Regions from separate parts of the Homo sapiens genome. Here region 2 is linked to region 1. Evidence: read pairs that join two places in POLR2A ChIA-PET (ENCODE). Cell type or tissue: K562. All regions are shown on one strand. Links, peaks and the distances in the headings refer to the core of each region. The heading gives the core; the rest is flanking DNA.

The links. Peaks named below come from ENCODE experiments on the same cell type or tissue, not always from the same donor. Only the 100,000 strongest peaks of a DNase experiment are listed, where the experiment ranks them.
Region 2: POLR2A ChIA-PET joins it to region 1 with 5 read pairs; 1 of 35 experiments calls an interaction of 5 or more read pairs at or near these places.

Annotation. Positions count from the first base shown.
Region 1 is chr22:19,831,129-19,846,979 of GRCh38, forward strand. All of the region lies in intron 2 of GNB1L (G protein subunit beta 1 like), which reads right to left. It overlaps RTL10 (retrotransposon Gag like 10), which reads right to left. Exons shown (of 3, transcript NM_024627.6): 3 at 15,018-15,851. Among named protein-coding and RNA genes, the nearest start is that of GNB1L, 16 kb to the right of the region's middle. RefSeq lists enhancers at 12,881-13,394, 13,395-13,907, 13,908-14,420. In K562, for the core only: a CTCF peak has its summit at 10,650; DNase peaks (open chromatin) are centred at 10,703, 11,229, 12,015 and 12,583.
Region 2 is chr22:20,685,206-20,696,220 of GRCh38, forward strand. LOC107985584 (a long non-coding RNA gene) reads left to right here and starts at 10,331. Exons shown (of 2, transcript XR_007068010.1): 1 at 10,331-10,543. It also overlaps the pseudogene POM121L4P and the pseudogene BCRP5. RefSeq lists a silencer at 1,737-1,957. In K562, for the core only: no CTCF peak of the experiment used is centred there; a DNase peak (open chromatin) is centred at 3,061.

The sequences.
Region 1 (15,851 bases), core at 9,055-13,054:
TGGGAGGCCGAGACTTGAGGTCAGGAGTTCAAAACCAGCCTGGCCAACATGGTAAAACCCCATCTCTACTAAAAATACAAAATTATCTGGGCGCGGTGGCAAGCACCTGTAATCTTTGTACAGCTACTCGGGAGGCTGAGGCAGGAGAAATGCTTTAACCCAGGAGGCGAAAGTTGCAGTGGGCCCAGATCATGCCATTGCACTCCAGTCTGGGTGAGAAAGTAAGACTCTATCTAAAAAAAAAAAAAAACAATAAAATAAAATGGATAATTCTGACTATAGAAAAATAAAAATTTTTCATGCCTGTAATCCCAGCACTTTGGGAGGCTGAGGCGGGAGGATCACAAGGTCAGGAGATCGAGATCACCCTGACTAACACGGTGAAACCCCATCTCTACTAAAAATACAAAAAATTAGCTGGGTGTGGTGGCAGGTGCCTGTAGTCCCAGTTACTTGGGAGGCTGAGGTAGGAGAATGGCGTGAACCCGGGAGGCGGAGCTTGTAGTGAGCCAAGATCACACCACTGCACTCCAGCCTGGGCGACAGAGTGAGACTCTGCCTCAAAAAAAAAAATAAAAGAAATAAAAAGAAAGACAAAAATTTTAGCATTTGCATGTCAAAAGAAATTTAAAAATTAATATCTTTAAAATATAAATAAACTTTTCAATATTAAGGAAAGCCTAAAAACTCAATAGAAAAATGGGAAAAAGAGATGAATAGACAATTCAGAAAAAGCTATGAAAATGCCCATTAAACACATGAAAAGATGTTCAACCAAAAGCTTACTCATAGAAAAATGTAAATTAAAACTACAGAAAAGCTTCTTGTTCTGGCAGGATGAAGTAAGCTCATTACAGCCTCTCTCTCAGGCTGACTGCAACTCAAAACTCTGGACAAAATATAAAAAGCAACTACCTAAGGCTGGGCACAGTGGCTAACATCATTAATCCCAGCACTTTGGGAGGCTGAGGTGGGAGGATCACTTGAGGCCAGGAGTTCAAGACCAGCCTGGGCAACATAGTCAGACCCTGTCTTTACGAAAAATAAAAAATATTAGCTGGGCTGATAGCGTGTGCTTGCAGGCCTAGTTACTTGGGAGGCTGAGGTGGGAGGATCACTTAAGCCCAGGAGTTCAAGGCTGCAGCGAGCTGTGATTGTGCCACTGCACTCCTCTCTGGGCAACAGAGCAAGATTCTATCCCACCCCCCAAAAAATCCCAAAAAACAATTCTCTGAAAACAGAAAAGTGGGCAACAGCAGCCAGCCGGGTTTTGGAGGAAAGCAAAGCTTAGGACAGTGACCTACACAGAGACATGTTTCCTAGGTTATTCGTATGTGTGTTTTGGGGTGCTGCCCTACAGTTGGCCCTGGTTGCAGAGCTACCAGGCAGCAGTGGCTAAAACTTGGATAAAACTCCAAATTTCTAGATAGAGATACAGAGAAAAAGGTGCGCTACGGCCCCAAGAATGTGAGGGGAAACCCTGAAGGTTTACTGTCCCCCTCTCTCACGGTGCTGCCCCAGGGATGGCCCTGCACACAGAGCCCAGGGGAAAGTGACTGAGAGAGAAGCTTGTCTTTCTGATCAGGGGAACCAAGGAAAGGGAACCCTGCAAGATGGCAAGGGGGGAAACTACAGAGTGGGGAGAGCTAAAAAAAGTTCCCCAATTCTGTGAATAAATACACAGAAGCCTCAAGCTCACCCCTGAGCTGTGTATACACAGGGCAGACCCAAAGCAGCACCAGCTGTAAGAAGGGAAGTAAACCAACACTCAAGTCTCAGGCTGAGCCCTGGGTGGCTGATGTGCGAGACAGAACCAAAGCAGCATGTCAAAAGCTCTGAAAATAAAAATGAGATTAAAACCACAGCCCACGGAGGGCGAGATGGAGCTTGTGCAAATCTAACTGGGTTGACTGCCTGCTAGCGCCAAACTCAGCTCTCTCTGGAGGACCTCACACACTATTCAACCCAGGATATGTCTAGGATATCATCCAAAATTATTCAGCATACAAAGAACCCGGAAAATGAGACCAACTCTCAAGGAAAAAGCCAATTTACAGATGCCAACCTTGAGAAGATTCAGATGTTGGAAATATCTGGTAAAAATTTTAAAGCAGCTTTATGATTATGCTGCATGAGGCAAAAATAAACATCCTTGAACTGAATGGAGGGAAAAGACCTCTCAGCAGAGAAATAGAAATTATTTTTTAAAAAACCAAACAAATACGAATTTCAGAACTGAATAATATCTGAAAAAAATCAATAATGGAATGGGAGATGACAGAGTGACATAAAGTGGGCCAGGCGTGGTGGCTTACATCTGTAATCTCTGCACTTTGGGAGGCCAAGACGGAGGATGGCTTGAGGAGTTCAAGGCTGCAGTGAGCTATGATCGTGCCACCGTACTCCAGCCTAGGCAACAGAGCAAGACCCTGTCTCTAAAATAAAATAAAATAGGCCGGACGCGGTAGTTCACACCTGTAATCCCAACACTTTGGGAGGCTGAGGCAGGTGGATCACTTGAGGTCAGGAGTTCGAGACTAGCCTGGCCAACATGGTGAAACCCTGACTCTACTAAAAAAATACAAAAATTAGCCAGGCATGGTGGCGGGCGCCTGTAATCCCAGTTACTTGGGAGGCTGAGGCAGGAGAATTGCTTGAAACTGGGAGGCGGAGGTTGCCGTGAGCCGATATCATACCACGGCACTCCAGCCGGGGCGACAAAGTGAGACTCCGTCTCAAAGAGAAAAACAATAATAATAATAATATAAATATAAATATAAATATAAAATAAAAGATTGAGTAAGTGAAATTATTCAATATAAGATCAGAAAGAAAAAAGATTGAAATAAGTGGTTAGCATAGCAGGGACTTGTGGAATAATAGTAAAAGGTCTAACATTAAGGGCAGTGGAGTCTGAGAAGTAGAAGAGAGAAACAGATTTGGACCCAAAAATTAATTGAATAAATAATGCCTGAAATTTCACAAACTTAGAGAAAGACAAAAGCACATATGTTTAAGAACATGATGAACCATAAACGAACCATAGGATAAATTCAAAGAAAACAATATTGAAACATCATAAACTGCTGAAAAATAATAATGAAACCATGGAGGCCAGAAGGGTGGAACATCTTTGTTAAAGAACTGAAAGAAAACAACTCTATATCTAGCAAAATATTCTTTGGGGATGAAGGCAAAATAAAGATTCCCAGATGAGGGCAAATGAGAATTTCTTGCCTACAGATCTGCACTAAAAGAAATGCTAAAGTTCTTCAGGTTCAAAAGACATGATACCAGAAAGACATGTGGAACTTCAAGAAGGTAGGAGGAGCAATGGTAAAATGCGGTTTTATCACTTCAGTAAACATGTATGATTGTTAAAATTGTATTATCTGTTGAGGTTTTCAATATGGCAGTTATAACATAATGGAGGAGGGTAAGGGACCTATGTGGTTGTAAGCCTTCTATATTTTATTTGAAATGGAAAAATATTAACTCTAAGAAGACTGTGAAGGGTTAATTAAGTATGTACACTGTCATCCCTGCAGCAACCATTAAAAACATAACACAAAGAGATACTGCCAAAGTTCCAACAAAAAATCAAAACAATGTTTTAAAATACCTAAATAATTCAAGAGAGGACAGGAAAGAGGGGATAGAAGAAAAAAAAAGAAGAGAAGAAAAAGAGAAAACAACAAAATAGTAGACCTAAATATAACCATACCAATCACTACAATAAACATAAATGCTCCCAACATGCTAATTATAAGACCCAACTATAAGCTATAAAAAATAAAAAGGTGAAAAAGATATGCTATACAAATAATAAATTGCAGTGGATATATTAATATCAGGCAAAGTAGACCTCAGAGTGAGGAATATTATCACGGACAAGAAGAAGATACAATGATAAATGGCATCGATTCAGAAAGAAGACACAAAAGTTGTAAATACTGAGCTAATAAGAGAACTTCAAAATGCATGAAGAAAAAACTGATGGAACTGAAAGTAGAAATAGATAACTACATAATTATAGGTGGAGACTTAAACTCCTCCTTAGTAACTGACTGAACAAGTGGTCAGGAAGTCATACAGAAGACCTGACTAATACTATCTACCTACTTGACCTAGTTGACATTTATAGAACATGCCGCTCAGTAGAAGAAACACATTCCTCTCAAATGCACATGGAGCACTCATCAAGATAGGCCATATCCTGGGTCATAAAAGAAACCTTAAAAATGTAAAAAAAAAAAAAAACAAACAAACAAACAAAAAAAAAACCTCACGCCTGTAATCCCAGCACTTTGGGAGGTCGAGGCAGGCAGATCACGAGGTCAGGGGTTCAAGACCAGCCTGGCCAGCATGGTGAAACCCCACCTAAAAATACAAAAAATTAGCCAGGCATAGTAGCGCACGCCTGTAGTCCCAGCTATCCAGGAGGCTGAGGCAGAAGAATTGCTTGAACCCAGCTGGCGGAGGTTGCAGTGAGTCAAGATCGCGCCACTGCACTCCAGCCTGGGCGACAGAGCGAGACTCTGTCTCGATAAAAAAAAAAATGTAAAAAAACAAAGTATACAAAGTATGCTCTCTGATCATATGGAATTAAACTGGAAATCAATAACAGCAAGATAATGAAAATCTCCAACTATTTGGAAATTAAACAACACTGTTTTATATAATCAATGGGTTCAAGAGGAAGTCCCAAGGGAAATTAGAAAATATCTAAACTAAATACAAATGAAAACACCACATATCAAAACGTGTAGGATGCAGCTAAAACAGTGCTTAGAGGGAAATTTACAGCATTAAATACTTACATCGACAAGAAGAAAGGTCTCCAAATCAATGACCTGGTTTATGCCTTAAGATAACAGAAAAAGAGGACAAAGTAAGCCCAAAACAAGCACAAGGAAGGAAATAAGATTAGAGCAGAAATAAATATTTTTAAAGAATAGTAAAACAAATGAGAAAATAAAGCAAGAGGTCGGTTCTTTAAAAAGATCAATAAAACTGATAAATCTCTAGCTGAACTGACAACAATAAAAAGAGAAGAGACAAATTATAATAATTAAAGAAGGGTTATCACTACAGACACCAGAAACATTAAAAGGATAAGGAGATACTATGAACAACTCAAATAAATTCAAGCTAAATAAACCTAGCTGAAATGAAAGTTGGAAGACACAGACTATGTGAAGAAAGAGAAGACCTGAATAGTCCTGTATCAATTAAAGGAATCACATTTTTAGTTTAAATCCTTGGGGAAAAAAAAAAATCAAAATTCCAGCCCACATGACTTTACTGGCAAATTCTACCAAACATTTAAAGAAGAAATAACACTATTCTACAAATTATTTTCCCAGAAAACAGAAAAAGAGAGAACATTTCCCAACTAATTTGATGAGGCTAGCACTAACCCAATACCAAAACCAGACAAAGTTAGTAGAAAGAGAAGAAAACCACAAACAAACATATTTCATGAATATAGACATACAAATCCTCAAACAAAATAATATCTTGCTGCTTAAGTCTCAAGTTGGGGAGGGAAAAACAGCAAATCTAATCCAACAGTGTAGAAAAAGAATACACTGGAGCCAACTGGCATTTATCTCAGGAATGCAAAGCTGATTCAATATTCAAAAATCATTCAATGTAAACTCTCATGTTAACACTAAAGAAAAACCACAGGATCATATAAGTTAATATAGAAAAGGCACTGGGCAGAATTCAACATCCATTCATGATTTTTAAAAAAACCCTCAGAAAGCATAATCCATAAGATAAAAAACACAAATTCACCTTCCACAAAATTAGAAACCTTTGCTCTTGAAAAGAGATTTTTTTTTTTTTTTTGAGATGGAGTCTCGCTCTGTTGCCCAGACTGGAGTGCAGTGGCGCGATCTCGGCTCACTGCAAGCTCTGCCTCCTGGGTTCACGCCATTCTCCCACCTCAGCCTCCTGAGTAGCTGGGACTACAGGCGCCCACCACCACACCCGGCTAATTTTTTGTATTTTTAGTAGAGACGGGGTCTCACCGTGTTAGCCAGGATGGTGTTGATCTCCTGACCTCGTGATCCACCCGCCTCGGCCTCCCAAAGTGCTGGGATTACAGGCGTGAGCCACCACGCCCGGCCTGAAAAGAGATTATTAAGAAAATGAAAAGACAATCTATACAGATGGGGAAAAATATTTTCAAATGATGTATATGGCAGATAATTTATATACCAAATATATAATTTTCAAAATCCACAAGGAAAACACACTCACAAAATAAAACCACTAAGAATGGGCAATAGATTTGAACAAACACTTCACCAAAGAAGATATGCAAATGGCAAATAAGGACATGAAAACATACTCAACATCTTTAGTCGCTAGGAAAATGTAAATTAAAACCACAATAAAATGCCATTACCTACTTATCAGAATGGCTAAAACAGAAAAGACTGACCATTCCAGTTGCTGGAAAGCTTATGAAGTAATTGAAACTCTCATACGCTGCTGATGGGATTATAAAATGGTACAACCCCTTGGGAACAAAGTTTGGCTATTTCTTTAAAAACCAGTCACATACTGGAGACAACCCAAATGCCCATCAACAGCAGAAGAAACAGAGCTATATCCACACCTGGATATATCCATCCTTGACAATGACAAAGTAGGAAGTACTGATACATGCTTTAATGTGAATAAATCTCAAAATAATCATGTCAGGTGAAAGAAGCCAGAAAAAGAGAGTAAATTCTGTGATTCTATTTATGCAAAATTCTAGGAGATACAAACTGACCTACAGTGACAGAAAGCAGATTAAAGGGAACCTGGAGAAGAGAGGTGCAGGGAGGAAGAAGGGAGGGGCATGCAGAGACGCAGGAAGATACTTTAGGCACAGTGGGTATGTTGGTTGTCTTGAGCGTGGGGATGGCGTCACAGACGCCGCACTTGTCAAACTGTCCACTTGAAATATGTGCAGTTTATTGCATACGCAATTTAATTGCACAATCTATTTTTGTGCTCATTAAAGGAAATGCAAGAGCAACTAAACAATCCAATTAAAAAGGCATAAAAGATTTGGCCAAACACTCCACCTAAAAAGATGTGCAAATAAGCACAAAAGGCAACTCAACATCATAGCCATTAGGGAAATGCAACTTATGCCCATAATGAAATACCACTACATACCTACTAGAGTGGCTAAAATTCAGAAAAAAACTGTCAAAACCAACAAAACCAAGTGCTGGCAATACTGTGGGGCAACTGGAACCTTGTTGGTGAAATGCAAAATGGTGCCCACACTCTGGAAAAGAGTATGGCAGTTTCTTATTTATTTATTTTTTTATTTTTATTTTTATTTTTTTTTTGAGACAGAGTCTCGCTCTGTTGCCAGGATGGAGTGCAGTGGCACAATCTCAGCTCACTGCAACCTCCGCCTCCCAGGTTCAAGCGATTCTCCTGTCTCAGCCTCCTGGGTAGCTGGATTACAGACGCCTGCCACCGCGCCCGGCTAATTTTTGTAGAGACAGGGTTTCACCATGTTGGCCAGGATGGTCTTGATCTCCTGACCTCATGATCCACCCGCCTTGGCCTCCCAAAGTGCTGGGATTACAGGCATGAACCACTGTGCCCAGCCCAGTTTCTTATAAAATTAAATATGCATTAACATGTTGCCCAACAATTCTACTCCTAGATATGTATTCTAGAGAAGTGAAAACTTATATGCAAACAAAAACCTGTACATGAATGTTTATAGTAGTTATAACTAACCACCCAAAACAGAAATGTGAAAACTATAATCTCCTAAAACAGAAAATAACCCAAATGACCATCTATGGATGAATGGAATACTATTCTGCAACAGAAAGGAACAAACTATTGATAAATGCAACAACGTGGGTGAATCTCCAAAGAACTGAGTAAAAGGCTACACACTATTTATATGGCATCCTGGAAAAGGCAAAAGTATAGGTACAGAGGACAGACCAGTGACTGTCATGGATCAGAAGGAGGGGGAGGGGATCACTGCCAAAGGGCAGCAAAAGGCAGGGTTTTGAGAGAATGAGAAGTTTTCTGTGTCCTGATTGAGGTGGTGTTGACACAGACATGGGTTAGGACTCACTGTAAGCGCACACAATAATAAAGATAATAACAATAATACAGTAGTTCCACCTTATCTAGGGGGGATGATGAATGATGATGATGAAAAGTATCTAGGGATACTTTTCAAGACCCCCAGTGGATGCCTAAAACCATGAATAGTTCTGAACCCTATATACACCATGTTTTTCCCTACAGTGTACATATATACCTACGGGAAAGTTTAATTTAAAAATTAGAGACAGGCACAGTGGTTCATGCCTCTAATCCCAGTACTTTGGGAGGCCAAGGCAGGAGGATCACTGAGCCCAGGAGTTCAAGACCAGCCTGGGCAACACAGGGAGACCCTGTCTCTACAAAAAATAATTAGCTGGGGCAGGGCACAATGGCTCACACCTGTAATCCCAGCACTTTGGGAGGCTGAGGCAAGCGGATCACCTGAGGTCAGGAGTTCAAGACCAGCCTGGCTAACATGGTGAAACTCTGTCTCTACTAAAATTACAAAAATTAGCCCAGGCGTGGTGGCAGGTGCCTGTAATCCCACCTGCTCAGGAGGCTGAGACAGGAGAATCACCTGAACCCAGGAGGTGGAGGTTGCAGTGAGCCAAGATCGTACCACTGCACTCCAGCCTGGGCAACAGAGACTCCGTCTCAATAATAATAATAATAACAATAATAATAATAATAATAATAAGCCAGGTGTGTTGGCACATGTCTGTAGTCCCAGCTACTCAAGAGGTTGAGGTGGTAGGATCACTTGAGCCCGTGGAGTTTGAGACTGCAGTGAGCTATGCTCACACCACTGCACTTCAGCCTAGGCAACACAGCAAGATCTTGCCTCAAAAAAAAAAAAAGTATACTATGATAAAAGTTATGTGAATGTGGTCTCTCTCTTACAATATCCTGTTGTATTGTACTCACCTATTTTCAGACTGCAATTGACCATGGGTAACTGAAACCTCAGCAAAAGTGTAGATGAGAGGGGAGCTAGTGTCGTAATAAAATGCCCATGAGTCCACACTGAGGTAAAGAAATGACTAAATAAACAAATCTCCCAAACAGAAGAATTCCACTTTATGCAGACACTCTACCATCAAGGAGGAGTAGATAACTCCCAACCGTTTAAATATGGGTTATGCAGTGACTCCCTTCCTAAGAGGAGAGTACGGAAAGGAGAGAAAAACAGCCACTTTACAGCAGAAACACCTGACAGATACCACCTCCGCCAGGTGATGACGCTCAGCATCAGCAGGGCTAGGTCATGCTGACCACACGTCCCACTGACATGATAGAAAATCCAGGAATGGGCCAGGTGCATGGCTCACACCTGTAATCCCAGCACTTTGGGAGGTCGAGGCGGGTGGATCACTTGAGGTCAGGAGTTCGAGGCCAGCCTGGCCAACATGGTGAAATGCCGACCCTACTAAAAATACAAAAATTAGCCAGGCATGGTGGCACGTGCCTGTAATCCCAGCTACTGGGGAGGCTGAGGCAGGAGAATCGCTTGAACCCGACAGGCAGAGATTGCAGTGAGCCGAGATCGTGCCATTGCACTCCAGCCTAGGCGAAGAAGCGAAACTCCGTCTCAAAAAAAAAAAAAGAAAGAAAGAAAAAGAAAATCCATCCAGGAATGGCATTCAACCTTTGTGCTTTTCTTCCCAAAACCCTTAAGCTCAGTCTAATCGTGAGAAGAACACAACAAATCCCGGTGGAGGAACATTTTACAAGAGCCTGACCAGTGCTCCTCAAAACTTAAGGTTATCAACAACAAGAAAAGTCTAAGAAGTTGTCCTGGCCAGAGGAGCCTGGGGAGACAGGAGAGCAAACGCAGTGTGGGGTTCTGGATGGGATTCTGCAACAGAAAAGGACATTAGGGCAAATTCAGGAACCCTGGATGAAGCCTGGACTTTGGTCACTAACAATGCATCAATCCTAGTCCATTAGTCATGCGCAGAGCAAGATGCTGACAGGAAAAAGGGCTCAGAAATGCGTCCGTGCACAAGGTTCACACTCAACCACTGCTCTTGGCCACAGTCTCACAGGTTATGTTTCAAATAAAATATATTGTACAAGATTCTTGTGCTATTTTTTCTTGTGTTACAGTTAATGGTATTTAATTTACACTAATGTATTATGAAACTTCAATTCCTGTTTCTGGCTTTGGAGTCAATTTCTATCTCTACTCAAGGTGACTTAAACAGACTTAATGAGCCTGGGCAACATAGCAAGACCCCCATCTCTACAAACAAATAATTTAAAAAAATCGGCCAGTTATGGTGGTGCCCGCCATGATAGTCCCAGCTATGTTGGTGGCTGAAGCAGGAGGAGAGGATCACTTGAGCCCAGGAGGTTAAGGCTGCAGTGAGCTATGATCACACTACTGCACTGCAGCCTAGCCTAAAGAGACCTGCCTCTAAAATAAACAAACAAAACAGACTTAATGTCAACTTTTACACGCTTTTCCCATTCCAAATAATTTACTATCTTATTTTTGCCCTAATATAAATTCATCAACAGTGCCCCCTGGTACAAGCTAGTAGTTATTCGGTTAAGCAAATGAGCTGATGACTTTTATGACCATCGTTACTTCCAGAAGGTGTCCCCAGCCAGCTGGGGACAGAAAGAGCACTGATCTAACCACTGTTGCGCTTCACCAGCCCAGCCCACCTAATTTCTCTATGAAGTAGCACAGCCGTTCTAGCATGAAGATGTTGAATTGGCTGGTCCTCCAGGCCAGCAAGAACATGAAGCCAAGGCCATGAGGCCTGAGGCAGGCACACAGGTGGCTGGTGAATGGGCTCCCTCCCACCTCCTGCTCATCAGGCACCTCCCAGGCTACACCTGGAACCAGAAAGGCACTCCCTGGACAGGCCTGTCCTGAGCAGAGACCTCAGTGTCATCCCCTGCCTTCCTGGTGAGGAAGACAGCAGCAGTAAGGCCCAGAATCTCAGAACTGTCCGCTGCATTGCAGCCTCAGCCAGCGACCCTGATCTCCCAAAAAGCCTCACACACACCACTCCAAGAAGCTGCATCAGACACAGAGCCCTGGGCTATCCCAGTCAGTTCACTGGCACACATCTCAGTGCTGCTGCTTCAAACCAGGAAACTGAGGTCTAGATACACCCTTCCCCATCTCTGAAATGCAGGGAGATCAGCGGGGAGTCAGTGGGGGCAGTCAGAGACTAGCCCCCAACAACCCTTCTCAGTCACTGATGTCTGCCCACCAAGGCCTCGGGGGCCAGGATTGCTTCCATGGCCTTGGCTCTCAGCCCAGGACGGGGGTGGGAGCAGCCTGGTGAGTAATGCCCAGGCCCCCAAGAGGTGGTCCTGCCATAAATAATGCCAAGGACACATCCCCCTTCAAGGGAGGCCAGACCTGCCAGGGAGGGCTGCAGAAAAGCTGCACTCTAGCTGCAAACAGGAAGGGATGAGCCTGCTCAGATGGTGAGGTCCCTATCCTGTTACCTGCCACTCACGGCCACAAAGGACCAGAAACCCTCCCTGGGCAAGGAAAACATGCTGCACCTCCCTGTTTGGACCCACGGCTACCAGGGCCAGCTACTGGAGATACCAGGACTCTGCTAGTGTCACCTGGCCTGGGAAGGACCTAAGCAGCTCAAGCTGGCCACACAGCAGCCACAGCCCTGGCCATGGCCCCCACCTGCCCACTCCCACTGCAGCCAGCTCCCTGTCCTGAGCACGGGAAACAGGTCTACCAGCACTAACTCAAACTTCACAAAGAAACCATTTCTGGAATGGGGCTCCGTTTGGCGATTCGGAGTCAAAGGCGCACTTCATAGCTCCTTTCCAAATCCCGTGCATTGTCAGGCCCTGTTCCCCTTTGAAGCCTCGCTGAGTGATTGAAGCGTCTACTTTCTGAGGGGCAGATAGCACCGGGCTGGTAATCTGACTCTAAGCCACGGGATAAAGGTAGTTTGTTTCCTCTCAGCCCGTCTGTCAACACCTCCTCAGTAATTAGCCCTAATTATTACAGAGGGCCAGCCTCCCATTCGGTTATTAAATCAGAAATAGTATCACGGCTGGGCATCTGTCAACGCCCCGACTGGCGACCTTCGATTCATTGAATCCTCTGTCAGTATCCGCCTTTGGAAGCGCCCAGGCGGGCAGGGAGGCAGCGGCTTCAAAGATGCAGATCCCAGGAAGAATTCCGGTGAGGCAGGGAGGCAGGGAGGGCCGGTGCCCAGCAGCCCGATGGCGAGGGGGAGCCAGGCACCGCCCCCCGGGCAGCAAGTGCACAGCCCAACCCCAGCAATTTCCCACCTCCCAGGGCTGACCGATGTCAGTCTCTCTGTGGCGGGGAATAAGGTATGCCCCCCAAGAACTCCTTCCCTTGGAGAAGAAAGCACCTCCAGGCCTGCATCAGGCATATCCGTCTCAGGGAGTGGCCCTGACTGACAACTTGGCCTGAGGCCCACAAAGCCCTGAACCAGCTCAGTGCAGGGAGGGGAACCCGAGCCCCGGCTGCCCAGAGCACTGGTAAGCTGGCAAATCTGCAAAGCAGAACTCAGATTCCAGCCATAGACACGATTTCCATAGTGGAGATGAGAGTGCTACAGTCCTGTAGGCCCCGACGAAGGACAGCCACCCATCTCCCTTCTGGGTCTGAGTCTGTTCTCCATCCTAGAGAAATGGTCATTTGCTCTGCCACAGGGGCCTTCTGCTCTGGCAAAGCACCTCCACCCTGCTCCCCTAGGGTATAGCTGCCCCCCAGCAAGATTCACTGCCTCAGGCCAGGGGCCGGCACTGACCTCACCTCACCTGGGGCAGTGGCCCAGGTGCCCCAGGGCTGGCCACCAGCACTTCTCCAGAGACTGAGACCCACAGTGCCCCACCCAGGACTCCTGGCCTGCAGTGAGCCAGGTGGGGCCCAGCACGGTGCCTACATGCTGAACCCCACCAGGTCTGTGCCGCCCCCTTCCAGATAGGCCCTGCTGCGTGTGAGGGAGGGTCCCAGAGATCAGTCACTTTTGCTGGGGACACGCCCAAATGGCGTGATTCGTTCCCGAGCAGAGACAAGCAAGTTCCTCTAGACAGCCCACTGCAGCCTGTTCTCCCCCGAGGCACTGCCAGTCCCTGCTGGGTGCTCTGCCAGCACTTTGGGTCCTCGTGGCCACCAACCACCCACCACGCTGGCAGGGGGAGTGGGTCTCATGGAGACAAGGACATGGATTAGTTTTCTTCCTTGGGGATGCCTGGAAGCCTCATGGCTGGGGCATGAGGAGTGACCTGCTGGCCAGCTCCACAGTCAGCAGGGGCGCCAGGCAGGCGCTGAGGCTGCAAGTCAGACTTCTCCTTTGCACTGGGACACGGGCTGCCTCAGCTGAGCCAAGAGGAAATGCCAGCGTGAGGAGCCACCAGGCTGCAGAGGCAGGCAGGATGGGCAGGCGGGGTCTCTCTGTGAGCAGGCATCTCACGCTGTGGCTGGGGATGTCCGTCGCCCCAGGAGCGGGTCCCAGGAGCCTGGCAAGATGGCAGGAAGGAAGCCTGACTTGGACATTGTTAGCCAGCCTGCCCCAGGCACTTACGGGCAGAGGCAGGAACCCAGCCAGCAGAGGGACCGGCCTTTTTGACCCGGGTGAACACACGGAAAAGCTCACTGCTTTACAGGAAGCGTGACATCCCCGTGCACCAGTTCAGCCTCTGCTCAGAGGCCTGGTTCATGTAGGCCAGCTGCCGATCCCATCAGGGAGAGACAACACTCACAGAGGGTGCAGGATGGGGACCAATCCCCTGGGGCTGGTGCCCCTGGCCTCGGGGATGGGGATGTGCCCTGGAAACTTGGTCGGAGCTGGAGGAGGGGTCCCTAAGCAAGCTGGGGCTGACACTTTCTGACAGGGACTTGCCTGTGTGGCTCCTCCTGTGGCGGAGGCAACCTTGGGTGGAAAGGGGAGGTCCCCTATCACACACAGGTGGTGGTGTGGCCAGGTGTATGTCTCATCAACTCCCGACCACCCAGCTGCATGCAGTCAGCTGTGCACATGCTTACATATGCATGCCAGCAATGTGCTTGCCCACATCCACAGACATGCGAATGAGGACAGAGGCCAGCCTCCCACTCGCTCTGCCCTGTGGGTGCTGCAGGTGGACCCCTCACTGAGGGCCCCCCCTATGCACAGCCTGTGAATAAAGAGCCCTGGCTCCACAACCCACAAACACTCCCCAGTCCCCTGCAGTGCTCAGACACAGAGGTGAGGTGGGCAGCGCAGGCACAGCAGGGGGCAGGGGAGTCAGATGTCCTGTGCACCCAGCTGGCAGCCCCACCAATGGGGACACAGAAGAATGTGGCAAGTGCATGAGCACCCATCATCCACAGGCCCCAGCCCTGTGCTGGGGGTGGTTCCTGAGGCCAGGAGGAAAGGAGCCGGCCAATGAGAACACCCCACAGGCCTGGGCTCTTCCTTGGCCAGCCCCTACCCACCGTGTCCCTGTAATAGAGATGATGTAGCCCAAAGAAAAACTAAGGGAGCAACGGGCCCTGCTGTCCTGGAGAGCAGGCTTGGCCAGGCTGTCCAGCGACAAGGCACCCCCGAGGCCTGCACCAGGAGAGTGTGAACACTGCTGGGGCTGGGCAAGGGCCATGACACCATCCTCGCTGCCTCTGCATTTGTGATCCAATGTGTTTTAAAACTTGCAAAGACAACTTGAAAAATGGGGACATGGATGGTTTCCCTATGACATAAGCAAGACTTAAAAGCTAGAATAACTAGTAAGGGACAGATCAGACCAGAGAGCAGGCGGGTAGGCCAGGCATGGCTCACGGGTGGCTGCAGCCAGACTGTGAGTTGCTGCAGCCAGCAGCTGATGCTGAGGTAGGCCCTATGGAAAAAGGTGAAATGGGATCCCCTGTTGGTCAGGACATAATAGGTTATGCTGTGGAAAACACAAGCCCCAAACTCAGTGGCTTCGCACATCAAAAATTTATTTCTTGCTCATATTACATGTGCATCGCGGTCGGCAGAGGGGCTCTGCTCATCACAGGCTATCAAGGATGACAGCAGACCCCTCCCTTCTGCCGCAGTTACACTTACAGGTGGACTCAAGGTTGAATGTCAAAGGCAGAAAGTTACAACCTGGGAATACAGGATAATGCCTTTGTACCCCCCAGGTAGGGAAAGATTTCTTAAGTGAGAAACAGCATCCCATACAGCACAACTGGGCACTGCCTACTCAACAGCCAAGGCTTGGCCATCCCCACTCCTCAGTATGGGCCCCAGAACCCAGGGCCTGGGGGACTCTGCACACAGGCATGTGGAGACCACAGAAGCCTGCCCAATATAGCGCTGCCAGGAACAGCAAAGACAAAACCAGAGAAGCCTATCGCGGGCACCGCTGTGGGCAGAACTATGTCCCTTCAATATTTTTATGTTCAAGTCCTAACCCCTAGTACTTACATTTGAAGACAGGGTCTTTAAAGAGGTAATTCAGGGTTAAATGAGGTCATGAGGGTGGGCCCTGATCCAATAGACTAGTGAGCTTATGAGAGATTAGGACACAGACACAGACAGGGACACGGCAAGAAGATGGCTATCTGCAGGCCAAGGAGCGAGGCCTCAGGAGAAACCAACCCTGCCCACACCTTGATCTCAGGCTTCTAGCTCCAGAATCATGAGGAAATGTCTGTTGTTTAAGTCCCCTAGCCTGCGGTCCTTTGTCAGGCAGCCCCAGCAGACAAACAGGTATGTTGCCCTGGGATGGATGCAGGCCCCTCCCATCCTCCCATCCTCAGCAGCACCAAC
Region 2 (11,015 bases), core at 757-4,756, 850 kb after region 1:
CTTTTAATTTGCTACTAAACTAAACCCCAAGGGCCCATTATATGCCAGCGTGGTCCTAGAGATTCCACACTCATTCAGTTCCTTTTCATCATAGGAAGTGGGCATTATAATATCAGGTCCACTATAAGAGCTGGAGGCTGGGCATGGTGGCTCATGCCTGTAATCCCAGCACTTTGGGAGGCCTACCTGGGCAGATCGCGGGAGCCCAAGAGTTTGAGACCAGGCTGGACAACACGGTGAAACTCTGCCTTTACAACACATACAAAAAGTTTAGCCGGGCTTGGTGGCATGGCCCTATAGTCCCAGCTATTCGGGAGGCTGAGGTGGGAGGATCGCTTGAGCCTCGGAGGTCAAGGCTGCAGTGAGCCCAGATTGCACAACTATACTCCAGCTTAGGCCACAGAGCAAGACCTTGTCTCAAAAAATAAAATAAAATAATAAAAAGAAAGAAAGAGAAAGGAACAGATCAATAGGTACAATAAAGTAATATTTGTATAAAAAAAGCAAAAGAACATATTTATTTATTTGGATATTTGTTTATATTCATAAACTATCTCTAGAAAGATACCAAGAAATTGAATCTATTTGGTTGTATCTGAGAAACTGCAGGAATAGGGACAGGGTTGAGATGATGCCTTCTGAATTTTGAAATATACAAATGTATTTTCTACTTAGAAATAAATGGGCCGGGCGTGGTGGCTAGGCCGGGTGCGGTGGCTCTCGCCTGTAATCCTGGCACTTTGGGAGGCCGAGACTGGCAGATCACTTGAGGTCAGGAGTTTGAGACCAGCCTTGCCAACATGGTGAAACTCCGTCTCTACTAAAAATATGAAAATGGCCAGGTGCGGTGGCTCACCCTTGTAATCCCAGCACTTTGGGAGGCTGAGGCGGGCGGATCACCTGAGGTCAGGAGTTCAAGAACAGCGTGACCAACATGGAGAAACCCCATCTCTACTAAAAATATAAAATTAGCCTGGTGTAGTGGCGCATGCCTGTCATCCCAGCCACTCAGGAGGCTGAGGCAGGAGAATTGCTTGAACCCGGGAGGTGGAGGTTGTGCTGAGCTGAGATTGCGCCATTGTACTCCAGCCTGGGCAACAACAGCGAAACTTTGTCTCACAAAAAGAAACAACAACAACAACCACAAACACACACAAAAATTAGCTGGGTGTGGTGGTGGGTGCCTATAATCCCAGCTACTCAGGAGGCTGAGGCACGAGAATTGCTTGAACCTGAGAGGCGGAGGTCGCAGTGAGCCAAGATCAGGCCACTGCACTCCAGCCTGGGCAATAGAGCAAGACTCAATCTCTAAATAAATATATAAAATAAATAAATAATATTAAGACAAAACTCATAAGGACATTACATAAACCAAGTTATGCCAGTGATTTTTTTAAAATATCAAAACAGGCAGTTTTATAGAAAAATATAACTTCAGGCCAGGTGGGGTGGCTAATGCTTGTAATCCCAGCACTTTGGGAGGCCGAGGTTGGCAGATCACCTGACCTCAGGAGTTCGAGACCAGCCTGGCAAGCATAGTAAAACCCCAACTCTACTAAAAATACAAAAATTAGCTGGGTGTGGTAGAACATGCTTGTAACCCCAGCTACTTGGGAGGCTGAGGCGGGAGAATCACTTGAACCTGGGAGGCGGAGGTTGCAGTGAGCCGAGATCGCGTGACTGCAACAGAGAAATTCTGTCTCAAAAGAAAAATATAACTTCATAAAAACAAAGTAGGGAGAAGCAGAAAAGTTTGTCTAGATCTAGAACCATTAAAGGAATTGAATGTTTATTTTAAAATCTGTATCCCGGCCGGGTGCGGTGGCTCACGCCTGTAATCCCAGCACTCTGGGAGGCCGAGGTGGGCGGATCACAAGGTCAGGAGATCGAGACCATCCTGGCTAACACGGTGAAACCCCATCTCTACTAAAAATACAAAAAATTAGCCGGCCCTGGTGGCGGGTGCCTGTAGTCCCAGCTACTCCAGAGGCTGAGGCAGGAGAACGGCGTGAACCCGGGAGGCGGAGGTGGCAGTGAGCCGAGGTGGTGCCACTGCACTCCAGCCTGGGCAACAGAGCAAGACTCCGTCTCAAAAAAAAAAAAAAATCTGTATCCCATCCCCTCAAAAATCTCACAAAAAAACAAAACCAAAGAAAAGCACCAGGCCCAGATGATTTTATGGACAGCAAACATTAAAAAGAACATAAAGTTTTTATCTTCTACATAATTTTTAAAAATTAATTATTTATTTTTGACAGGAAGTCTCGCTTTGTAGCCCAGGCTGGAGTGCAGTGGCGCGATCTCGGCACACCGCAACCTCCGCCTCCCGGGTTCAAGTGATTCTCCTGCCTCAGCCACACCAGTAGCTGGGACTACAGCCGCGTGCCACCATGTCTGGTTAATTTTTGTATTTTAGTAGAGACAGGGTTTCACTATGTTGGCCAGGCTGGTCTCCAACTCCTGATCTCGTGATCCGCCCGCCCCAATCTCCCAAAGTGCTGGGATGTGTGAGCCGCCACGCCTGGCCACTACTTTTTCTTTTCTTTGTGTGTTTTTTTTTTTTTTTTTTTTTTTTTGGTGTGTGTGTGTGTGAGATGGAGTTTCCCTCTTGTTGCCCAGGCTAGAGTGCAATGGTGCGATCTCAGTTCACTGCAATCCCCGCCTCAGCAGGAGAGCAGGAATCTTCAGTGATCCACTGGCGGATCTGCAGCCATTGTGCGCGCCAGGTCTTCCCAAGTCTTTTGTGCGCGCGCCTCTCCTTCCAGTACCTATCAAGCCAGCGTCCCCTAGCCTCCCGCCATTGCCAGCAGGTGCTGAGATCGCGCCATTGCACTCCAGCCTGGGAGACAACAGCGAAACTCCGTCTCAAAATTAAAAAAAAAAGGATGAAAATTTTGGAAAAATATGGAAGAAACCAAATGGATTTCTAGCTCAACTAAATCGTAATTATTCAGTGTCTAGTTTTTGCAAGAAACCATATATTTCATGTCCACAATCGGCCACAGTCCCAGCTCTCAAGTGTAGGTCTTTCCTAAGCAAATTGAAGAACACAGGCATAAAAGTGCATTAAGTCAATAAACATTTTTCTCTGTGTCTCTCTCTCTCTTTTTTTTTTTTTTTTTTTGAGACGGAGGTTCGCACTGTCACCCAGGCTGGAGTGCAGTGGTGAGATCTCGGGTGACTGCAAGCTCCGCCTCCCGAGTTCACGCCATTCTCCTGCCTCAGCCTCCAGAGTAGCTGGGACTACAGGCGCCCGCCACCACGCCCGGCTAATTTTTTGTAGTTTTAGTAGAGACGGGGTTTCGCTATGTTGGCCAGGCTGGTCTCCAACTCCTGACCTCGTGATCCACCCGCCTCCGCCTCCCAAAGTGCCACAGCCCCGGCCTTTTTTTTTTTAAGACAGAGTCTCGGCCGGGCGCGGTGGCTCACGCCTTTAATCCCAGCACTTTGGGAGGCCGAGGCGGGCGGATCACGAGGTCAGGAGGTCGAGGCCATCCTGGCTAACACGGTGAAACCCCGTCTCTACTAAAAATACAAAAAAGCAGCCGGGTGTGGTGGCGGGCGCCTGTAGTCCGAGCTACTCCCGAGGCTGAGGCAGGAGAATGGCGTGAACCCGGTAGGCGGAGCTTGCGGTGAGCCCAGAGATCAGGCCACTGGAATCCAGCCTGGGCGACAGAGGGAGACTCCGTCTCAAAAAAAAAAAAAGAAAAAAAAAAAAGACTCTGACTCTGTTGCCCAGGTTGGAGTGCAGTGGCGCGATCTCGGCGCATCGCAATCCCTTCCCAGCCCCCGGGTTCAAGTGATTCTCCAGTCTCAGCCGCCGGAGTAGCTGGGACTACAGGCGCGTGCCACCATGTCTGACTAAATTTGTATTTTTACTAGAAAGGGGGTTTCACTATGTTGGCCAGGCTGGTCTCCAACTCCTGATCTCGTGATCCGTCCGCCCCGACCTCCCAAAGTGCTAGGATTATAGGCATAAGCCGCCACGCCCGGCCTTTTGTTTTTCTTTTTCTTTTTTTTATTTGAAGACTGAGTTTTGCACTTGTTGCCCAGGCTGGAGTGCAATGGTGCGATCTCAGCTCACTGCAATCTCCACCTCAGCAGGAGAGCAGGAATCTTCAGTGATCCACGGGCAGATCTGCCGCCATTGTGGGCACCTGTTCCTCCCGCGACCTTTGTGCCCGCCTCTCTCCTTCCAGTACCTATTGCATGACCCCCCACGTCCGCCTCCCGCCATTGCCAGCAAGTGCCTCGCGCGGGTACCTGGCTGCGCTTATTAATCCGTTAAGCTCGCTCTGTCACGGGCGCCGTGATGTGCTCACGCGCCCGCTCCCTCAGGTTTAAAAGGCGCGTTGCCCGGCAACAGAAGAAACTGCTGGCTTAGCCGTTGGCCGAGTTGGCGGCTGGACGAGGACGCTCAGAGCCCAGCTCTCGAGAGTTCAAGCAACCGACGGTTCCCCACTGCTCCCAGGAGCGGTTACCTGGGCACTCTGTGCCCCTCCTTCCTGTTCGGGCCCAGGCCGAGGACCTGCCAGTAGGGCTCAGTTGCCTGGAGCCCGTTCAGCCCATCCCCCAGTTCACTTTGCCTGTGGGATCTCCCCGTTGCTCCTGCCCGTGGACTGAGTGGCAGGCCATCCTACAAGCACCCGGACACTTGACATCCGTGGTGTCAAGACAACTCTAAGAAGGTTTTCCGTGATCCTGCAAGCCCTGCCTTCCTTTCTGGGATCCTGCCTTCAATTTGATTGCACAGGTACCACAGCAAGCCAGTGCTGTGTGCTCCGAGTTCCAGGGCGTCCTCCAGCTCAGCCACTGCACTGAGAACATGGACTCTCTGTGGGGCCCAGGAGCTGGGAGTCACCCCTTTGGGGTCCACAACAGCCGGCTGTCCCCAGACTTGTGTCCAGGGAAGATAGTGTTGAGGGCCCTCAAGGAGAGCGGGGCAGGGATGCCTGAGCAGGACAAGGACCCTAGAGTCCAAGAGAATCCTGGTGATCAGAGAAGGGTCCCCGAGGTCACCGGGGATGCACCGTCTGCATTTCGGCCCCTGCGGGACAATGGAGGCCTCTCTCCCTTTGTGCCCGGGCCCGGGCCTCTGCAGACAGACCTCCATGCCCAGAGGTCAGAAATCAGATATGACCAGTCATCCCAGACCTCCTGGACGAGCTCGTGCACCAACCGAAATGCCATCTCCAGCTCCTACAGCTCCACGGGAGGCTTGCCGGGGCTAAAGCGGAGGAGGGGGCCAGCCTCATCCCACTGCCAGCTGACCCTCAGTTCCTCAAAGACAGTGAGTGAGGACAGGCCTCAGGCTGTCTCTTCGGGTCACACCCAGTGTGAAAAGGTGGCAGAGAAAGCACCAGGGCAGACACTCGCCCTCAGGAATGACTCCTCCAGATCCGAGGCCTCTAGGCCCAGTACACGCAAGTTTCCCCTGCTGCCACACAGGCGAGGGGAGCCTTTGATGCTGCCACCTCCCGTAGAGCTGGGGTACCGGGTCACTGCTGAAGACCTGGACTGGGAGAAGGAGGCGGCATTCCAGTGCATCAAGAGTGCACTGCAGGTTGAGGACAAGGCCATCTCAGACTGCAGACCCTCACGGCCTTCCCACACTTTGTCCTCACTTGCAACAGGGGCTTCTGGTCTGCCTGCCGTTTCTAAAGCACCCAGTATGGATGCACAGCAGGAGAGACACAAGTCCCAAGACTGCCTGGGCCTAGTGGCCCCCCTAGCATCTGCTACAGAGGTCCCCTCTACAGCTCCCATGTCTGGGGAGAAGCACAGACCACCAGGCCCCCTGTTCTCCTCCTCAGATCCCCTTCCTGCCACCTCTTCCCACTCCCAGGACTCAGCCCAGGTCACCTCGCTGATTCCTGCCCCCTTCCCAGCTGCAAGCATGGATGCGGGCATGAGAAGAACAAGGCCTGGCACTTCTGCTCCTGCAGCTGCCGCAGCAGCCCCTCCCCCCTCCACATTGAACCGCACATTGGGGTCACTATTGGAGTGGATGGAGGCCCTTCACATTTCTGGGCCTCAGCCACAGCTGCAGCAGGTGCCCAGAGGTCAGAACCAGAGATCCCAGACCTCCCGGACCAGCTCGTGCCCCAAACGAAATGCCATCTCGAGCTCCTGCAGCTCTACGGGAGACCTCCCGGGACGAAAGCGGAAGAGGCGCCAGCCTCATCCCACTGCCAGCTGACCCTCAGTTCCTCAAACACAGTGAGTGAGGACGGACCTGAGGCTGTCTCTTCGGGTCACACCCAGTGTGAAAAGACGGCAGATACAGCACCAGGGCAGACACTCGGCCCCAGGGGTGGCTCCCCCAGATCCCAGTCCTCTAGGCCCCGTAGACACAAGTTTCCCCTGCTGCCACGCAGGCGAGGGGAGCCTTTGATGCTGCCACCTCCCTTAGAGCTGGGGTACTGGGTCACTGCTGAAGACCTGGACCGGGAGAAGGAGGCGGCATTCCAGCGCATCAACAGTGCACTGCAGGTTGAGGACAAGGCCATCTCGGACTGCAGACCCTCACGGCCTTCCCACACTTTGTCCTCACTTGCTACAGGGGCTTCTGGTCTGCCTGCCATTTCTAAAGCACCCAGTATGGATGCACAGCAGGAGAGACACAAGTCCTAAGACTGTCTGGGCCTAGTGGATCCCCCAGCATCTGCTGCACAGGTCTGTAGTCCCAGCTACTCGGGAGGCTGAGGCAGGAGAACGGCATAAACCCGGGAGGCAGAGCTTGCAGTGAGCTGAGATCGCGCGACTGCACTCCAGCCTGGGTGACAGAGCGAGACTCCGTCTCAAAAAAAGAAAAAGAAAAAGAAAAAAAAAGTTCTTGTGACATTTCTGTATGAAATCAGCCTTCACTACATGGATAGGACCAGCACGCTTCCGCGGCACGACTCTGCAATCTTACTACATTTTTTTTATTTTGTATTTTATTTATTCCTTTTGAGACAGTCTTACTCTGTCACCCAGGCTGAAGTGCAGCCGAGATCTCGGCTCACTGCAACCTCCACCTCCTGGGTTCAAGCAATTCTCCTGTCTCAGCCTCCCAAGTAGCTGAGACTACAGGCACACGTCAAAAGGCCCGGCTAATTTTTGTATTTTTAGTAGAGATGGAGTTTAGCCATATTGGTCAGGCTGGTCTCGAACTCCTGACCTCAGGTGATTGACCTGTCTTAGCCTCCCGAAGTGCTAGGATTACAGGTGTAAGTTTATTTATTTATTTAAGATGGAATCTTGCTCTGTATTTATTAATTTATTTATTTGAGATGGAGTCTTGCTCCATCGCCCAGGCTAGGGTGCAGTGGTGCAATCTCGGCTCACTGCAACCTCTGACTTCCAGTTTCAAGCGATTCTCCTGCCTCAGTGTCCCAAGTAGCTGGGATTACAGGTGCCTGCCACCACAGCTGGCTAATTTTTGTATTTTTAGTAGAGACAGTGTTTCACCGTCTTGGCCAGGCTGGTCTCAGGCTCCTGACCTCATGAACCACCTGCCTCAGCCTCCCAAAGTGTTGGGATTACAGGCCTAAGGCACCATGTTCGGCCATATTTATTTATTTAATTATTTAGAGACAAAGTCTTGCTCTGTCACCCAGGCTGGAGTGCAGTGGCGCCATCTCAGCTCACTGCAGCCTCTGCCTCCAAGGTTTAAGCGATTCTCATGCCTCAGACTCCTGAGTAACTGGGACTACAGGTACTCACCACCACGCAGGGATTTTTTTTTTCTATTTTTTTGTAGAGACACAGTTTCACCATATTGGCCAGGCTGGTCTCGAACTCCTGACCTTAGGTGATCTGACAGCTTCGTCCTCTCAAAGTACTGGGATTACAGGCATGAGCCACCGAGCCCGGCCTCTCACTACATTTAAGTGATGCCATGGCTCATGCCTGTAATCCTAGCACTTTGGGAGGCCAAGGCAGGTGGATCACCTGAGGTCAGGAGTTTGACACGAGCCTGGCCAACATGGGGAAACCCCGTCTCTAGTAAAAACACAAAAATTAGTCAGGCATGGTGGTACAAGCCTGTAGGCCCAGCTACTTGGAAGGCTGAGGCAGGAGAATCACTTTAACCGGGAGGCAGAGGTTGCAGTGAGCCAATATCATGCCACTGCACTCCAGCTTGGGTGACAGAGTGAGACACCATCTCAAAAAAAGAAAAGAAAAGAAAAGAAAAACATATGATGCCGGGGCATCTCGGCCTCAATACCTGCATGAGCACAGTCATGTCCAGGCCAGGGCTGCTGGTCGAGGTCCGGCCCCATCTCTTCCAGCAGAAAGGGAGTAAGCTTGCAGGGAGGCTGGGGGACAAGATCCCAGGATCTCAGCCTCTGCTCATGGATCAGCTCTGAGACCCCGAGTGAGCTGGGGGTGCTCTGTGCGCATTGGTTTCCCCAGCTGTCAAGTAAAGGGATTGGATGAGGAAGTCTTGTCAAGGTGGAATGATCTCAGATTTGGGGCAGCAGTGAAGGATCCCGCTCCCTGGGCCATGCCAGTGGCCCGGCCTCGGCTGAACACAGCCCCAACACTCTGGAATGGGGATGAGGGGGCAGTCAGCTCTTGCTCCTAGTAAGAGAGATGCAACAGGGCTCTGTGGCTGAGCTGGGTGCCTTGCCTCACACTTGTAATCCCAACCTTTGAGAGGCCGAGGCAGGAGGATTGCTTGAGGCCGGGAATTTTGAGAATAGCCTGGACAACATAGCCAGACCCCATGTCTACAAAATAATAAGAAAACACACAGCTATAGTCCAAGCTACTTGGCAGGCTGAGGCAGGAGGGTCCCTTGAGTCCAGGAATTGGAGGCTGCATTGAGCTATAATCGCACCACTGCACTCCAGCTTGGGTGACAAAGTGAGACCCTGTCTCTAAAAGAAAAAAAAAATTGGCCTGTGAGCATGGGTTTGATCTTCAAACAGGACCTGGAGGGTAGGGACAGACAGTGCTGTCACCCTTAGGTGCTGAACACTCAGAAACGGGCCAGCGGCAGCCCTTCCCTCACCTGCAGACACCAGATTGGGCAGAACAGCACGTGGCACTTGCAGCTCTTGCAGTGAGGGCAGAACCCAGTGTCAACCCTTCTGCCTGTGGGAGGGGCTGCTGAGGCCTGCGGAGAGGCCAGGGTGGAGGCTCGTCCCCTTGTCCAGCCCTTGGCGTGGTCTCCACCAGGTCCCCAGCCCACCAGTGCAGGGCGCCCCTGAGCCTGCTGCTGCCACGGGCCCTGTCTCTACCCAGGACGTCCCCCCACCCTCGCTGTGTCAGGGAAATGATCATGGTGGCGGTGACACTCCGCAGGCAGGGCTGCTGAGAGAAGCTGAGAAGGGTCACACTGCAGGCAGAGGCCCGTGTGACAAGCCCCTCTCACCCCGAGAGAGCTGACCAGGCAGCTCACGAGCAGAGCCACATCCCGGGAGTCCGAGAAAGGTCCTGGCTGGGCTCAGCCACCTCATTGGCCACGGGCAGCCTTTGTCGTGTGAGCCTTGCTCTCCTGGGGAGGCTCAGGCTGACGGCTGATGTGGGCATTGCCGAGGGTAACCTGTGGCCCAGTGTATATGGCCGGGTCTCCTCAAGCTGCATTCATTCAAGTAGGACCCAGGGTGCGTGCCCATCTCCAGCCCAGGGCAGCTCCCCTGTAAGCTGGGTGAGCTACTGAAGCCAAGGCAGGAGGCAGCTGACAACACCCACGGCCCATGCAGAGGTGGTGGAAAGGCTGGAGTCAGCAGCAACACCAAATCCCGGACCAGGCAGAAACCACCCAAGACTGAGGGGCTCGTGCCAGAGCGGTGGCCACAGGTAAGAACCCGGGCCCAGGCTGTGTGGCAGGAATCCTCCATGTCCCAGGGCTTAGCATAGCAAAGGAAGACCAGCCGGGTCACCCTGGTGGCCATCTGTCCCTGTCCCACCTGCAGAGTCAGAACAGCCTCTCCCCAGTGGGGATCATCTCTCTCTGCCAAAGCAACAGCGGTCCCTGCCCCAACCAGACTACCCCACTCAGTGGAGTTACGGATGCTGCTCCAGCATCCTAACACTGCCCAGCTGGTGCCTGCCTGTGCTCACCCGCACCCCCCAGGCCGGCCTTCCCTGCAGCCTGGGCTTGGCCACCTTGGCCTGATTGAGCACTGAGGCCTCCTGGGCACCCAGCCCCATCACTGCACCTGCTGCTTCCAGCCCCACCCCACAAGCTCAGGGGTTCTTCCCAGCGGCGCTGATCATGAAGTCAACATGCACGCAAGTCGTCTCAGGAAACTTTTTAATGAAAGTGTTGGCCACGGTGGTGTGTAGGTGGCTGAGCTCAGATTGCAGCTGCTGAGACACCAGCCACTTACCAAGAGAAAGCCAGGCTGCTTCAAACCCAGGGCCCGCGGCAAAAAAGCATCACTTCCGGCCGGGGAGTCTGGAAGCCACGCCTTGTGGGAGGTCACACTGGCATCTAGGCCTTCGCCTGCACTGCAGAAGGAGAGCCGGGTCCCCCTCCTGGAGAACGCTGCGTTCCCCAGCCCCACACCGGCTTTGCCACCACACAGGCTGTTGAGGCAGGAGGCGGGTAAGACGTAGCTGTAGACCCAAAGCAACCACCAGCCCTGGGACCCTGCGGGAGAGAAGCACTTTTAGAACATGGAAAAGTGTGGTCATCCCATCATTAGACAGCACACATCCTACATAAATAAAAAGTCGTATGGGGAAGGAGGTTGGGGAGGGAATAAAAAACTGGCACAGACATTGATAGACTGGTTTCCAGTTTCAAGGTAACAGATGCACATCATGAGACCAGAGGAGGCAGAGACAAGGGCTGGATTTGGCTTTTCTAAGCAACATGTGTTCCTGCGCAGGGCTGAATGGTCACTGAGACAGAGATGGAAGCCAGGACAGGGGAGCCCACTGGGCCCAGATAGGTACAGAGAGCAGAGGCTCCTGTTCTGTCCTCACCACCCATGAGGGTGACACTGCTTGTAAATGGTGGCTGTGCTCTCCCAGCAAGAAAAAAGCACAACTAAATCCACACTGCACAAAGACGC